Linked DNA regions of Homo sapiens: regions 2, 3 and 4 are each linked to region 1. The links are chromatin contacts, found by Hi-C or POLR2A ChIA-PET in ENCODE. All regions are on one chromosome and are shown on one strand. Each heading gives the region's core, a stretch centred on a gene start or an enhancer-like site at or near the end of the contact. The rest is flanking DNA. Distances are from core to core; before and after follow the strand shown. Region 1 holds the start of MTHFD1L (methylenetetrahydrofolate dehydrogenase (NADP+ dependent) 1 like). Region 2 holds the start of NUP43 (nucleoporin 43). Region 3 overlaps SYNE1 (spectrin repeat containing nuclear envelope protein 1). Region 4 holds the start of KATNA1 (katanin catalytic subunit A1).

Region 1 (3,218 bases), core at 229-2,728:
TATTTGAAAAAATTACAATAACAAAAAATAATAAAAAATCATAGAAATAAAAAAGTACAGTGTAATATCTATTTACATAGCATTTACATTGTATTAGGTATTATAAGTACAGCAGGTCCTGGAATAACATCATTTCATCATTTTGCTCAGTGGTTTTCTTATAATGATGAGAAAAAAATAGATTTCTGGCTGGGTCCACTGTCACGTTTTATCCATGTCTGTGTGGATTTTCTCTGTCTTCTGGTGTCCTGTCACATCCCAAAGCCGTGCAGTGCACTTTAGGTAAATTGGTGCATCTACACGATCCGAGTGTGAGTGTGGGTGTGTGTGAGCACACCCTGTGAGGTGCCCTGAGTTGGAATAAGCCGGTAAAAATGATCTCACTTTTATTAATCTTTATTTTTCTCTAAGCGAGAGGGATAGGGGGTGTTTAAAAAAAACTTTTTCTTTGAGACAGAGCTGTGCTCTGTCGCCCAGGCTAGAGTACAGTGACATGATCTCGGCTCACTGCAACCTCTGGCTCCTGGGTTCAAGCGATTCTCCTGCCTCAGCCTCCCGAGTAGCTGAGAATACAGGCACGCGCCACCACACCCAGCCAATTTTCTGTATTTTTAGTAGAGATGGGGTTTCGCCATGTTGGCCAAGCTGGTCTTGAACTTCTGGCCTCACGTGATCTGCCCACCTCAGCCTCCCAAAGTGTTGGGATTATAGGCGTGAGCTAAAAATCTTCCTTAAATATATGCATGGCTCACACTTATTTCAATGTTTAATATTAGAAGTGTTTTGGTCTTTATTTCGAAGTTTAGGGGCGATTTTGTGACCACAGATATGTTGTAGGAACTTCACTCATATCAATTAGCCTGTGGTCAAACTGTTTTCCTTACAGTCATTTGGCTTAAAGTTTCAGTTTCCAAGAACCCCTCCACGATGTTAGGTGAGGACTTAGGGAATGTGGAGATGACCTAAAGTTTATGATGGGAAGATGTGTGTAGGTGATATGCAAACACTTTTTTTTTTTTTTTTTTTTACCAAGGACTTGAGCATTTGTGGACGTGGGTCCCCTGGAGGGGCCCTGGAACCAATCAGGACTATAAAATCCTTTTAAGGTTTTAAGAAGAGCATTGTTATCTCTGTGGTACTGACGAAGACCCCGCAAGCTCACCGAGATTAAGTGCCCCTGCCTAAGGTTACAAAGCCTCTTATCCTCAGGCCACCTCCAGTACAGCAAATCCAAGCCCTCCCGTCTAAACTTGGCGCCCTGAGTACCAAGGGTCACCTCGGCCTTTCAGGCTGAAGGGAGGGAGGCTGAGTCTCAGGGCAGAGTCTGAGTCCCACTCCGCACCCCACCCTCTGTCTGGTACAGCTTACCAAACCAAAGTGCCCAAAGCCGTGACATCCCGGCCGGCGGCTCGCAGGCCCCCGCCCTCCGCACGTCACGGCCGCCGGGTGCAGTGCCCCCTAGGGGCCCCTGGGACGAGGAGGAAGCGCCAGGTCCTTCCCGCCGCCGCCGCCGCCGCCGCCGCCTGCTCCCCTGGCACGCGCCCCGCCGCCCTCGGCAGCCGCAGCTCCGTGTCCCCTGAGAACCAGCCGTCCCGCGCCATGGGCACGCGTCTGCCGCTCGTCCTGCGCCAGCTCCGCCGCCCGCCCCAGCCCCCGGGCCCTCCGCGCCGCCTCCGTGTGCCCTGTCGCGCTAGCAGCGGCGGCGGCGGAGGCGGCGGCGGTGGCCGGGAGGGCCTGCTTGGACAGCGGCGGCCGCAGGATGGCCAGGCCCGGAGCAGCTGCAGCCCCGGCGGCCGAACGCCCGCGGCGCGGGACTCCATCGTCAGGTGAGTGTCGGGTCTGGCCCTGGCCCAGGTCTCCAGCGGCTGTGGCCCCGACCCAGGGGCGGAGCGCCCGGGACCGCCGTGGGGAGCGGGGCGCGGGGCTGCGAGTGTTTGGTGCCAACTCATTAGGGGGGCCGGGCGGTGTGTCGGGAAACGCGGGCTTGGGCACTGCGGCCGGGAGCGCTGGCGGAGAACGGGGGATCCAGTACCCGACCGGGCCCGCAGCGCAGGTGGGCGTGGGCATCTCCAATGGGCGCCTAGCGGCATGGACCGCACGCCCGGCTCCACGTGCGCAGCCGGCCGCCGGCTCTGATGCAATCGCGCCGGGCGCGACCCAGACGGTAAAGGGGCGGTGCGGCTGGGGCGGAAACCAGGGGAGGGGGCGAGGAGCAGGAGGAGGGCGGGGCTGCGGCTCGGCGCGCCGGCTGGCCCGGGGTTCGGGAAGGGCAAGCGGAGCTCGGGAGAGGCGGGCTCGGGCCCAGCGCCGCCCGCGCGAAGCTCCCTGGTGTTGTGCGCCCTTCCCCGCGCGCGGCCCCTCCTGCTGGGCTGGGGTCTGTGGCTGACGTCCGCTTTTCCCGGAACGGCAAAGGTGGAGCCGGGCCCCCGGGACAGCCGCCGGGGGGAATCCGAGAGGTCTCAGCGCTGGTTTCCAGCTTCGCCGCGCAGCGCCCACGGAGTCCCCGCGCAGCTGGGTTTGCAGGGTTTTCTGCGGGCCCAGAGCGAACTGGGAGCCCCGGGCCCGGCCTTTCCCGTCCCGGTCCCCGCCCCTGGGCTCCAGCCTTCCCCGCCCTCGCCCAGAGGGGCGCACGGGTCTCGGGCCTTGCAGGGCGAGCCCTTCGGGACAACTTGGGGGTGGCAAGAAAGCCCCTTCCGCCTCCCTCGGAACTGGGATTAGGAACGAGTTCCAGGATGCGGTTTCCCCGGCCAGCGGACCACCTCCTCCATTCACATCCTCTTCCCTTTCCTTCTAGCCTTCTTTCTTAGTCATTGCCTGCTTGCCTTTCTCTCTGCCTTTCCTTCCTCCCTCTGCTCTCCCATTTTCCTCCCCACTCCCCTTCTCCCATCTCAGTAAAATACGTTTCCTAGGCTCTTTATTATGTGGCGGATGATTTTAAGGGGCCATTTATTTAGTTTTTCTTGTTCTCTGTCTTCTTTTTCTTTTAGAAATGGAGTCTCGCTTTGTTGCTCAGGCTGGAGTTCAGTGGTGCCATCTCGGCTCAATGCAGCCTCCGCCTCCTGGGCTCAAGCGATTCTCCCGCCTTAGCCTCCAGTGTAACTGGGACCACAGGTGTGCGCTACCATGCCCGGATTATTTTATTTTATTTTCATAGAGACAGAGCACCACTCTGTTACCAGGCTGGTCTGGAACTCCTGGGCGCAAGCCATCATCCCTGC
Region 2 (3,168 bases), core at 469-2,968, 1.1 Mb before region 1:
GGGTGACAGTATAAGACTTCGTCTCCAAAAAAAAAAAATGTATCTTTCCTAGAGCTAGATAGCTTTCTTTTTTATTTTATTTATTTATTTATTTATTTATTTATTATTATTATTTTTTGAGACAGAGTTTCGCTCTTGTTGCCCAAGCTGGCGCACTCTCGGCTCACTGCAACCTCTGCGCCCGGGTTCAAGCGATTCTCCTGCCTCAGACTCCAGAGTAGCTGGGATTACAAGCGCGCACCAGGGCTAGGTAGCTTTCTATGGAAAATGCAGGGGCTCTCCACACCAGGATTTGAAAACTTAATTTCGGCCGGGCGCCATGGCTCACTCCTGTAATCCCAGCACTTTGGGAGGCCGAGGCAGGCAAATCACCAGGTCAGGAAATAGAGACCATCGTGGCTAATATGGTGAAACCCCGTCTCTATTAAAAATACAAAAAATTAGCCGGGTATGGTGGCCTGCGCCTGTAGTCCCAGCTACCCGGGAGGCTGAGGCAGGAGAATCGCTTGAACCCGGGAAGCGGAGGTTGTAGTGAGCTCAGATCATGCCACTGTACTCCAGCCTGGGTGACAGAGCGAGACTCCATCTTGGAAAAAAAAAAAAAAAAGAAAACTCAATTTCATCCCCACCACTCATTACTGGTTTTGAGACTTTGGCCAAGTTAAGTTCACTAAATCGTGGTAAATCTTTAAAACGGGAGCACTAATCTCTACTTAGGGAGTTGTTATGAGAATTCAAAAAACAAAATGATGTTATCCCCCTGCACAGTATCTGTCACATAGTACATGCTCAAGATATATTAGTCTCAATTTTCTCATTAGTAAAACAAAGTAACGATACTTGATTCACTGGCATGCAACAATAATTAATTTTTGTAAAGCTCCCCAAACGGTATTTAGCACATAGTCGACAGTCAATTAATAAAAAAGTATGATTAAATCTACATCCCCTTTCCCAGTCCTTTTTCTGCCACTAAATGGCTAAATGATGTTGGGCAAATCATAACTTACAGAGCACTCAGTTTTCTGTAAACGAGGGGTGACACCAGACAACTTTTATGATGCTCTGCTTGTTTAAATGTATTACTCAGGACTTTCAAAGTTAGCTTTTGGATGCTACACAGATTTACCTGTAAATCCATTACATCACCATGGTGTCTGATATCACACAATAACTGATGGTCTCCTTCAAACCCTCCATCAGAGTCCAAGTTTCCAAAATCTCCAATAGACCACAGTGAAATATAATTTTCCTGTAAAACAGAAAGTTTTGTCTTGAGATGACATAAACGTCAACTCTCGGAAAATAAAAGTTGTGCTCCCGTCCGGAAATGTTGCTCCAAAACATCTCAAATGGTATGGTGAGTTTAAAACACAACGAGATACGAGGCTCAGGCATGCCATCACCGGCTCTGAGCTACGGAGCAACCGCGCCTGAGACAGGGGTCCGGGGGACCTAAAAGTGCGAGAAGAACCAGAAGGTGGGAGTTGGCGCGCGGAAGGCCAGGGGTCAGCTCAACCGGAGAGAGGGAGGAGGTAGGGGCTCGTCCCTATCAGCGGCGATACCTCATTGTCCCAAGATCCTGTAGCGAACGTCTCCGCGGTCTGTAAACTTCCCGGAGGCAGCGGTCGCCAGCGGGTTTTGCTGATTTTCTGGGACACAAACTTCGCATAAATTTCCTCCATGCCGAAAGCGGCCGCAGCAGGTACTGCAAAAAGCAAGCACAGTACGCGCCTCTCAGCACCGCCTCTTCCCGCGGAACCCTGATTGGATGGGACTTTAGGACGGAGACGGTGGCTGCAGAGAGTCAATTCTCGTCGATAGCCAGTGTGGGCACAGTCAGTACCTAGACTGAGAGGCCCACCCATCTCACAGAGCAGCTCTGAGCAAAGGCAAGAGCGCTTTGGCCTTTGAGCAGTAGGACTTGCTCCTAATCTGCAATGTCAGTATTTTCTTGTGTTCAATAATTGTGCAGTGTAAAATTTAAGTGCAAAAACAGAACAAAAACAATGCAGTAGAAACCACCTTGAAACCACACCTAAGCAGTTGCAGGTCACTGCGCATAGAAAACGATTCAAAAATCCTTAAATACTCGTGGAAGTACCTCGAATAAAGTGCCAACCTACTATCCCAAACCTCTCCCTCTTGTCTCCCAAACAAATACTTTGCTTCAAAGTTAATACACACTGTCAGAGCCTGGAGTTGGAATTCTGAAAGACTCCAGTTTTAGTTTTGATGCCAATTGCCTAGCTTTGATCAATTCAATTACGTGCATGATTAAGAATGAAGTTTGTGATACCTATTGTCAACGGCCCAGGAATCAGTTTTCTAGGTTCCTTCTGTGCTTTTGGTTACACCTATAATATTCTTCCCTTCCTCTTTACTCCTCAGAATCCTGCCTATCCTTCAAGGATCTGTTCTTTCCTTTACCATTTCCTGACGACCCCAGCCAATGTTGATCTAAATCAACACCATTTTTTTTCTTTTTTAAGACAGGGTCTCTGTGGCCCAAGCTGGAGTGCAGTGGTACAATCTCAGCTCACTGCAACCTCTGCCTCCGCCTCCCAGGTTCAAGTGATTCTCCCACCTCAGCTTCCAGGGTAGCTGGGACTACAGGTGTGCGCCACCATGCCTGGCTAATTTTTTTTTTTTTTTTTTGGAGAGACGGGATTTCACCATATTGGCCAGGCTGGTCTCGAACTCTTGACCTCAGGTGATCCAACTGCCTTGTCCTCCCAAAGTGCTGGGATTACAGGCGTGAGCTAGCATTTGATATCTAGACCACTAATGACATATATTTTGGATATATCTTATGTTAGTTTTCTTTAGATGCATATTCCTCCCCCATTAGAATGTAAATCCTACTGAATACAAGAGATATGACTTATTCAACTAAAAAATGAAGCTCTTTTACACTATAGGTATTCATAACTGTATGTTGGTTATTTCTTTAAAAAGGGCCATTATGCTACTGTTGTTTTTATGTGATATTGGTAGTCCTACTTCACAGGGACAGTTTACGGAAGCACTGCATGTAAATGCAATCCATCTGGGTCAGCTTTAGAGTTACCAGTTTCCTATCAAGGATTTGACTTTTTTCTTTTCTCCAAATGGAAGATCATCAAGAAACTGTAGAAAGATGAAATGGAAAATATTAAGTGGGTTACA
Region 3 (2,916 bases), core at 259-2,758, 1.3 Mb after region 1:
CATTACTGCACCAGTGCACTACAGCCTGGGTGACAGCGCAAACCCAATCTCAAAAAAAAAAATAAAAAATTAAAGAAAACTGCATTTTATATAAGAAATAAATTCTAGAAAACATAGTACTTAAAGATATTGTACTGTGAATTCTTTTATAAAACAATCATTCTTCTTATATTAATGTATTTTTAGTAATCAGAAATGAAAATATTTTAAACTTTGATTAAAGAAATATATTGGTTATGAATCTACCACTATAGGCAACTTTGTTTTTTTCTTGATTATGACTAACATTTTAAAAAACCTGAAGTCTTCAAAACATTTTATTGTCATAATTTCCTTAGTTTAATTTCTTTTACCTTATTTAGTTTACCTCATGGAGTTAAAAAATTTGAAATTTTTTTCATGCTTATTATTGTTAGCATAATATATGTATTCCAATGAACTAAATATGAGACAAGGCAAAGCTCTAAAGATACAATTATTCAAAGAGCAAAAATGGCAATGTTCATTGATACAGAAAATCCTAGATAAGTTGTGGTATATTTATACTATGGAATACTCTGCAGGTTTCTAAAAGAATGAGACTGGCATAGACATTGTTTTATAGTAAACACAGTCCTTTCCCTTGCATTTTCTCATTGGAGATGTGGCAGTTAGTTTCATTAACACTTTGAAAATGAGCAACTTGAGGCTCAGAGAAGTTACTCAGTAAGACCTGGGCCACACAGCAGGAACCAGGTGGACTAAACTCAGGCCTCTTGATTAGTTCTGTGCTGTTTCTGTGCTCATCGCATCAATGCATTCCTGATCCTTACCAGGCACCTTCCGACTCAAACACCCTTAGGTAATACCAGCCGTGAATTCCAAGAATTTCATTTCCTTTGACCTCCAACGTGGGTAGAACACCCTTTAAACTGAAAGTCCTCCTGAGGGCAGCTGCTAGGAACTTCACAAAGCCTTGCTTGCACTGCATATGTGTTTTACCTCCACAGCCTTTGAACTCCCTCTGGGATGAGAGCTGACCTCTATTGAACATATTCTATGCTTAGCGGTTGATATGGTTTAGCTGTGTCACTACCCAAATCTCATCTTGACTTGTAGCTCCCACAATTCCTATGCGTTGTGGAAGGGACCCGATGGGAGATAATTGAGTCATGGGGGTGGTTTCCCCCAGACTGTTCTTGTGGTAGCGAATAAATCTCATGAGATCTGATGATTTTATAAGGGGTTTCCCCTTTTGCCTGGCTTTCATTCTCTCCTGTCTGCCACCATGTAAGATGTGCCTTTCGCCTTCCACCATAATTGTGAGGCCTCCCCAGCCATGTGGAACTGTGAGTCCATTAAACATGTTTTTCTTTATAAATCACCCAGTCTCGAGTTGTCTTTATCAGCAGCATGAAAATGGACTAATACAGTGGTAAACCACTAATCATTCTTCTGAGCTAGCTACTATTATGATTCTCATTTTATACATGTGGTAACCGAGGTGCTGAGAAGATAAGCAAGTTGGTGAAGCAGAATCACGCTATGACTCAGGCAGCTGAAGCCCGAAGCCAATGCTTTGCTTTGTGTATGCTTTCATTTGTGTGCGTACGTTTTCCACCCTATGGTTTAGATTTGAGAAACTCAGCAAATACGGGAGTGACTGCTATGTGCAAAGAACAAGGTCAGGGGCTGGGACTACTATGGTGATCAAGGTTAGATACACTTACATTTTAGCAGAGAAAACAGGCTTAAAATGACTGATCACACAAGATTTCACATAGTTCAGGGAAATGCTATGAAGGAGAAGCCTACTGAGCCCGTAAGAAGAATCTGATCTAATCTGGAGAGAAGGAAAAACAGGAAGAACCAATCAGGAGCTGGCCAGGCCAGGGGCAGGCAGGAGAATGCCCAGGAAGAGAGAATAGAAAGGAAGAGGCCCTGCAGTGAGGAACGCTTGTGTACTTGCATTATGACACTTATTTGGTTAGGGACCATTTTCTTTCTCATCTTTATATCCCTAGAGCAGGCCACCTGTTTTGGTAAACAAAATTTTGTGGGAGCACTGCCATGGTTTTCTATTTACAGATTTTTCTATGGCTGCTTTCACTCTATAATAACACGCTAATAGCAACAGAGACTATTTGGCCCACAAAACTAAAAATATTTACTATCTGGTCCTCTACAGAAAACATTTGCCAACCTCTGCCCTATAGCAAGAAGCATAGTACTTCATATATAGTAGGCGTTCAATCATTTTAAAAAATTACTTGTTTTTACTCTACTTCTACAAAATGTTGAGGCAATTATAATAAATATAGAGATTAAAAACAACCAGTCACAAAAGGCCACATATTATATGACCTATGTATATGAACTATTCAGAACAGGTAAACATGTAGAAACAGAAAGTAGATTAGTAGTTTCCCAGGGCTGGGAGAAGTGGGGAAGGAAGAGGAGGGAAGAAAAGAGTGACGGCTAATGGGTAACTGTTTTTATTTGGGACTGACGAAAGTGTTTTAAAATTGATTGGAGTAATAGATGCATAGCTTTATAAATATACTAAAATCACTGAATTACATGCTTTAGATAGATGAGTTATACGGCATGTGGATTATATCCCCAAAAAAGCTGCTATTGAGAAAAACAAAAAGATAACAGCCAAATAACTAAAGGATGCTTTTGCCTTGGTGATGGGGATTTAGGTTTAGCCGAGAGAAAAAGAATTTTCTCTATTAGAAGGTCCAGTTACCCACTTCCCTGCCCCCAAATCATCACAACAGAGTGCGCAAGTTGAATTTGACCTTCCTAGATGCTAAGATGAGAAATGTTACTAATTCGTTGTCTGTGATAAGAAACATTGAAGAATTAATACTAAAAAGACAGATTTCCTTTTAGTCCTGAGCTCTAGAGAAATTGCTATGTGGATTTTCTGCA
Region 4 (3,196 bases), core at 665-3,164, 1.2 Mb before region 1:
CGATAAACGCCACAAGCAAAAGCTATTTGGCATGTTATCAACACTGACCATATTTATGTGATAATACTATCTTTTTTAAACAGTCAAGTGGCTAAAAAAACCCAAACTATTGTTAATAGAAATTCAACAATGTTGTTAATAGAGTGAATTCAACAAGATTCTCTAATCCTCAATATTTGTCAGCATCTTGATACCAGTTTCAAAATGAGGTGGAGAATCCCTTGTGGACTACATAGCATGCCTATTACCTATAAAAATGTAAACGCTTCTTGAATAACCAACGCTATAAAGAAGCTTTATATAGCTTTTCATAGTCTAGGAATGTTGGGAAGTTGATCACTACTGCGTGTTTTTTTTTTTAAAGGTATTTACAGGCCACAACTTGTTAATGTTAATACAAAACAAAGTTTTGCTCCTATTTCTTGGTATAAGAACAAAAACCGGCCGGGCGCAGTGGCTCACGTCTGTAATCCCAACACTTTGGGAGGCCTAGGCGGGCGGATCACAATGTCTGGAAATCGAGACCAGCCTGGCCAACATGGTGAAACCCCATCTCTACTAAAATACAAAAAATTTGCCGCGCGTAGTGGAGCGCGCCTGTAGTCACAGCTACTCAAGGAGGCTGAGGCAGGGGAATCGCTTGAACCCGGGAGGCGGAGGTTGCAGTGAGCCAAGATTGCGCCACTGCACTCCAGCCTGGCGACAGAGCAAGACTCCGTCTCAAAAAAAAAAAAAAAAAAAAAAAAAAGAACAAAACCCAGCTCTTTTGGAAAAGAAAATAGGGCTTTATACTGAGACATTTAAGCCCGTAAAAACATTTCAAGAATCTGTCTTAACATCTACTAAGGTGATTATCATTGTGATTACGTGACAAAGATCTACTGCACCCATTCTAAAACATCGGGAATGTTTTCAGCAATAACTAGAGGTCTAATTTCAAAGAGGAAGACGTAAATTAGTGCTTTCAAGAGAAAAGAGCATCACTGTGCTGTTGGAAGTTAGTAACTAATATAAAAGCGGCCCTTCGCGGTTTTAACAGGAAACTATTTTTGATTAAATAAGAGCTTGAGATTATCCACTGTAAGGCACTTCAGGATCTACGTTTATCTCTAACTTTGTCATCACATTTGTATGAAACAACTGTTTCGAGGGAAAACTTTTCTAAAAGGTACCAACTCTAAACCAAAAGGCCCACAGGCCTTCCAGAGGACGCCGGGCTCTAGAATAAATAAGAAATAACATCCCCAACAATATCACTCGAACCTAACAAATTTTAAGAAAAGAAGTTGCCTCCCAATGTCATGGCCATCGGGATTTTTACCTGTGAGGGTTTCGGGGTGGGGGGCGTGAGCGGGTTCTGGAGAGAACCAGTCGAAAAATCGAAGAACTAAAAACTCGGCTGGTGACTTCGCTAACGACACAGATCAAAAGATGGGATCGACAGGAGCCCCCGAAAAGTCCTCCGCCTGACAGGATTCCTCAGGTAGGGGGACTGTCACCTAAGCCAAGTTATCGTGGACAACAGCAAGGACCTAGGACCTCAGCTCAGGCACAGGCAGGCTCACGGAGGGTTGCGCGGCGGGTTCTCGCTGTGGGCCCCCCGAGTCCCTCACCAGCCCGGCCCTGGAAAATCGGGGGTCCCCAGAGCACCGCCAGAGTGAAAACTCACCTGCGGCGGCCCAAGCTCCTCGGGAAACCGCCCAACGCCAGGCACAGGGGATTGGCGGAGTGGAGATCCCGGCAGCGAGGAAGGAGGGCCTGACCCAGTCCAGCCCACTTTGCTCTCCGCTCACGGCCCCAGTACTGCCCAGTTCAATCGTCAACACCACCTGCCGGCGCGGCTCCTGCTCGCCGAGAATTTGAAGACAAACCCGCCAGGGTCACTTCCGGTGCCGGGGACGACCTCGGCGACTCTGGCGCACGCGGGGCGTCGCCCCGGGAGCGAGGTCGCTGGGCGGGAGCGGCGGAAGAGGGTGTGGCCGGGCCCGGGGCCGCGCGTGCGCATTCTTGCACCGCCTCCTCCCGGCGGACGCAGCGGAGACCAGGGATAGTATAGACCTTGGTGTAGATGGTATTATGGTACTACCTCGCGCGCCTCTGTACCTTGTTCAGGTGCTTGCTCACTTTCCCTCCCACTTGATTTTCACCACACTCACACACACACCGAGGTCAGGTGTCTATTTTAGAGGTGAATGTCCAGGATCAAGCAATTCGTTTATGACAAATCCTGTTTTAGAACCTAGTATTCAGAATTCCCCAGCTGGGCTCCATGTCATGACATAACAATAGGGAGGAGGTAAACAAAGATTCTCGGACACACTGCTAGTGGGATTTTATTTTCTTGATTTTTTAATCACCGTTTTAATATGACCAGACAAGGAAAATGATGCTATTTCATGACTTACAGATATGTACTGCACAGGGCTTCCTCCAGTCTCAATCTCCACCCTCTGCCATCACTTGAGGCAGAATAGGGCACTTCTCACACATTCCTTTAAAAACGCAAGGTAATTAAGTTTCTAACATTAAAGCATCCCGACTGGGCACAGTGGCTCATCCCTGTAATCCCAGCACTTTGGGAGGCTGAGGCGGGAGAATAGCTTGAGCCGGGAGTTCAAGACCAGCCTGGGCAATATAGTGAGACCCCCCGTCTCTACAAAAAGTACAAAAATTGGCTGGACATGGTGGCGCACGCCTGTAGTCACAACTACTCAGGAGGCTGACACAAGAGGATCACTTGAGCCCAGGAGTTGGAGGCTGCAGTGGGCCATGATGGCGCCATTGCACTCCAGTCTGGGAGACAAAGTGAGGCCCTATCTCTAAAAAAATAAAAGCACCCCAGTCATCTAACATAGACATGTAGAAGCAATTCAGGGGAAATACATCCATTCAGTCAACAAATGTTTACTCAGCAACTACTATGTGTGAGACAGTGTTGGCACTGGGTATACAGTGGTCACGAAATAGAATGTTTCATGGGGCTTAAAGTCTTGTAACGTCTCAACTGAGTGGAAAATGATAGTTTCACTGTAGTAAATATGAACTCTATTGTAATAGGGAACAGGAAACTATATTTAGTATATATTTTTGGAATCAAAACCAATTCAGGGAGGTACAGATTAATTACCCTAATTCAACCTTCATCCTTTATGTGAGTTCAAAGGTATGCTAATTTATAAAGCCAATTTACAGTTAA

The links. Hi-C counts contacts between places; a loop is a spot of excess contacts on that map. ChIA-PET counts read pairs that join two places held with the same protein, here RNA polymerase II (POLR2A). Pooled maps may share reads with other maps.
Region 2: a map of naive thymus-derived CD4-positive, alpha-beta T cell shows a loop between it and region 1 (8-fold over the local background). The contact joins the promoter of NUP43 here to the promoter of MTHFD1L in region 1. A Hi-C loop is called at or near these places in 1 of 168 maps with a recorded cell type or tissue (naive thymus-derived CD4-positive, alpha-beta T cell) and 13 of 50 pooled maps. POLR2A ChIA-PET finds 5 or more read pairs at or near these places in 1 of 52 experiments (HepG2).
Region 3: a map with no recorded cell type shows a loop between it and region 1 (5-fold over the local background). The contact joins the enhancer-like site here to the promoter of MTHFD1L in region 1. A Hi-C loop is called at or near these places in 1 of 37 single-sample maps with no recorded cell type and 5 of 50 pooled maps. POLR2A ChIA-PET finds 5 or more read pairs at or near these places in 1 of 52 experiments (OCI-LY7).
Region 4: a loop to region 1 is called in a pooled map, with 19 times the contacts of the local background. The contact joins the promoter of KATNA1 here to the promoter of MTHFD1L in region 1. A Hi-C loop is called at or near these places in 8 of 50 pooled maps. POLR2A ChIA-PET finds 5 or more read pairs at or near these places in 2 of 52 experiments (BJ and activated CD8-positive, alpha-beta memory T cell).

Annotation. Positions count from the first base shown.
Region 1 is chr6:150,864,224-150,867,441 of GRCh38, forward strand. It overlaps MTHFD1L (methylenetetrahydrofolate dehydrogenase (NADP+ dependent) 1 like), which reads left to right and starts at 1,479. Exons shown (of 28, transcript NM_015440.5): 1 at 1,479-1,826. The coding sequence starts at 1,600. RefSeq lists silencers at 1,321-1,550, 1,611-2,020, 2,181-2,380, 2,501-2,650.
Region 2 is chr6:149,744,811-149,747,978 of GRCh38, forward strand. NUP43 (nucleoporin 43) reads right to left here and starts at 1,719. Exons shown (of 8, transcript NM_198887.3): 1 at 1,566-1,719; 2 at 1,130-1,252. The coding sequence starts at 1,685. RefSeq lists an enhancer at 2,029-2,088.
Region 3 is chr6:152,169,748-152,172,663 of GRCh38, forward strand. All of the region lies in intron 130 of SYNE1 (spectrin repeat containing nuclear envelope protein 1), which reads right to left. Among named protein-coding and RNA genes, the nearest start is that of SYNE1-AS1, 210 kb to the right of the region's middle. RefSeq lists a silencer at 1,374-1,574. Within about 2 kb of position 1,509, at least 6 of the 41 ENCODE cell types and tissues checked have a DNase peak (open chromatin) inside an H3K27ac peak, as active enhancers do.
Region 4 is chr6:149,646,800-149,649,995 of GRCh38, forward strand. It overlaps KATNA1 (katanin catalytic subunit A1), which reads right to left and starts at 1,915. Exons shown (of 11, transcript NM_007044.4): 1 at 1,670-1,915. RefSeq lists an enhancer at 1,715-1,794 and a silencer at 1,865-2,134.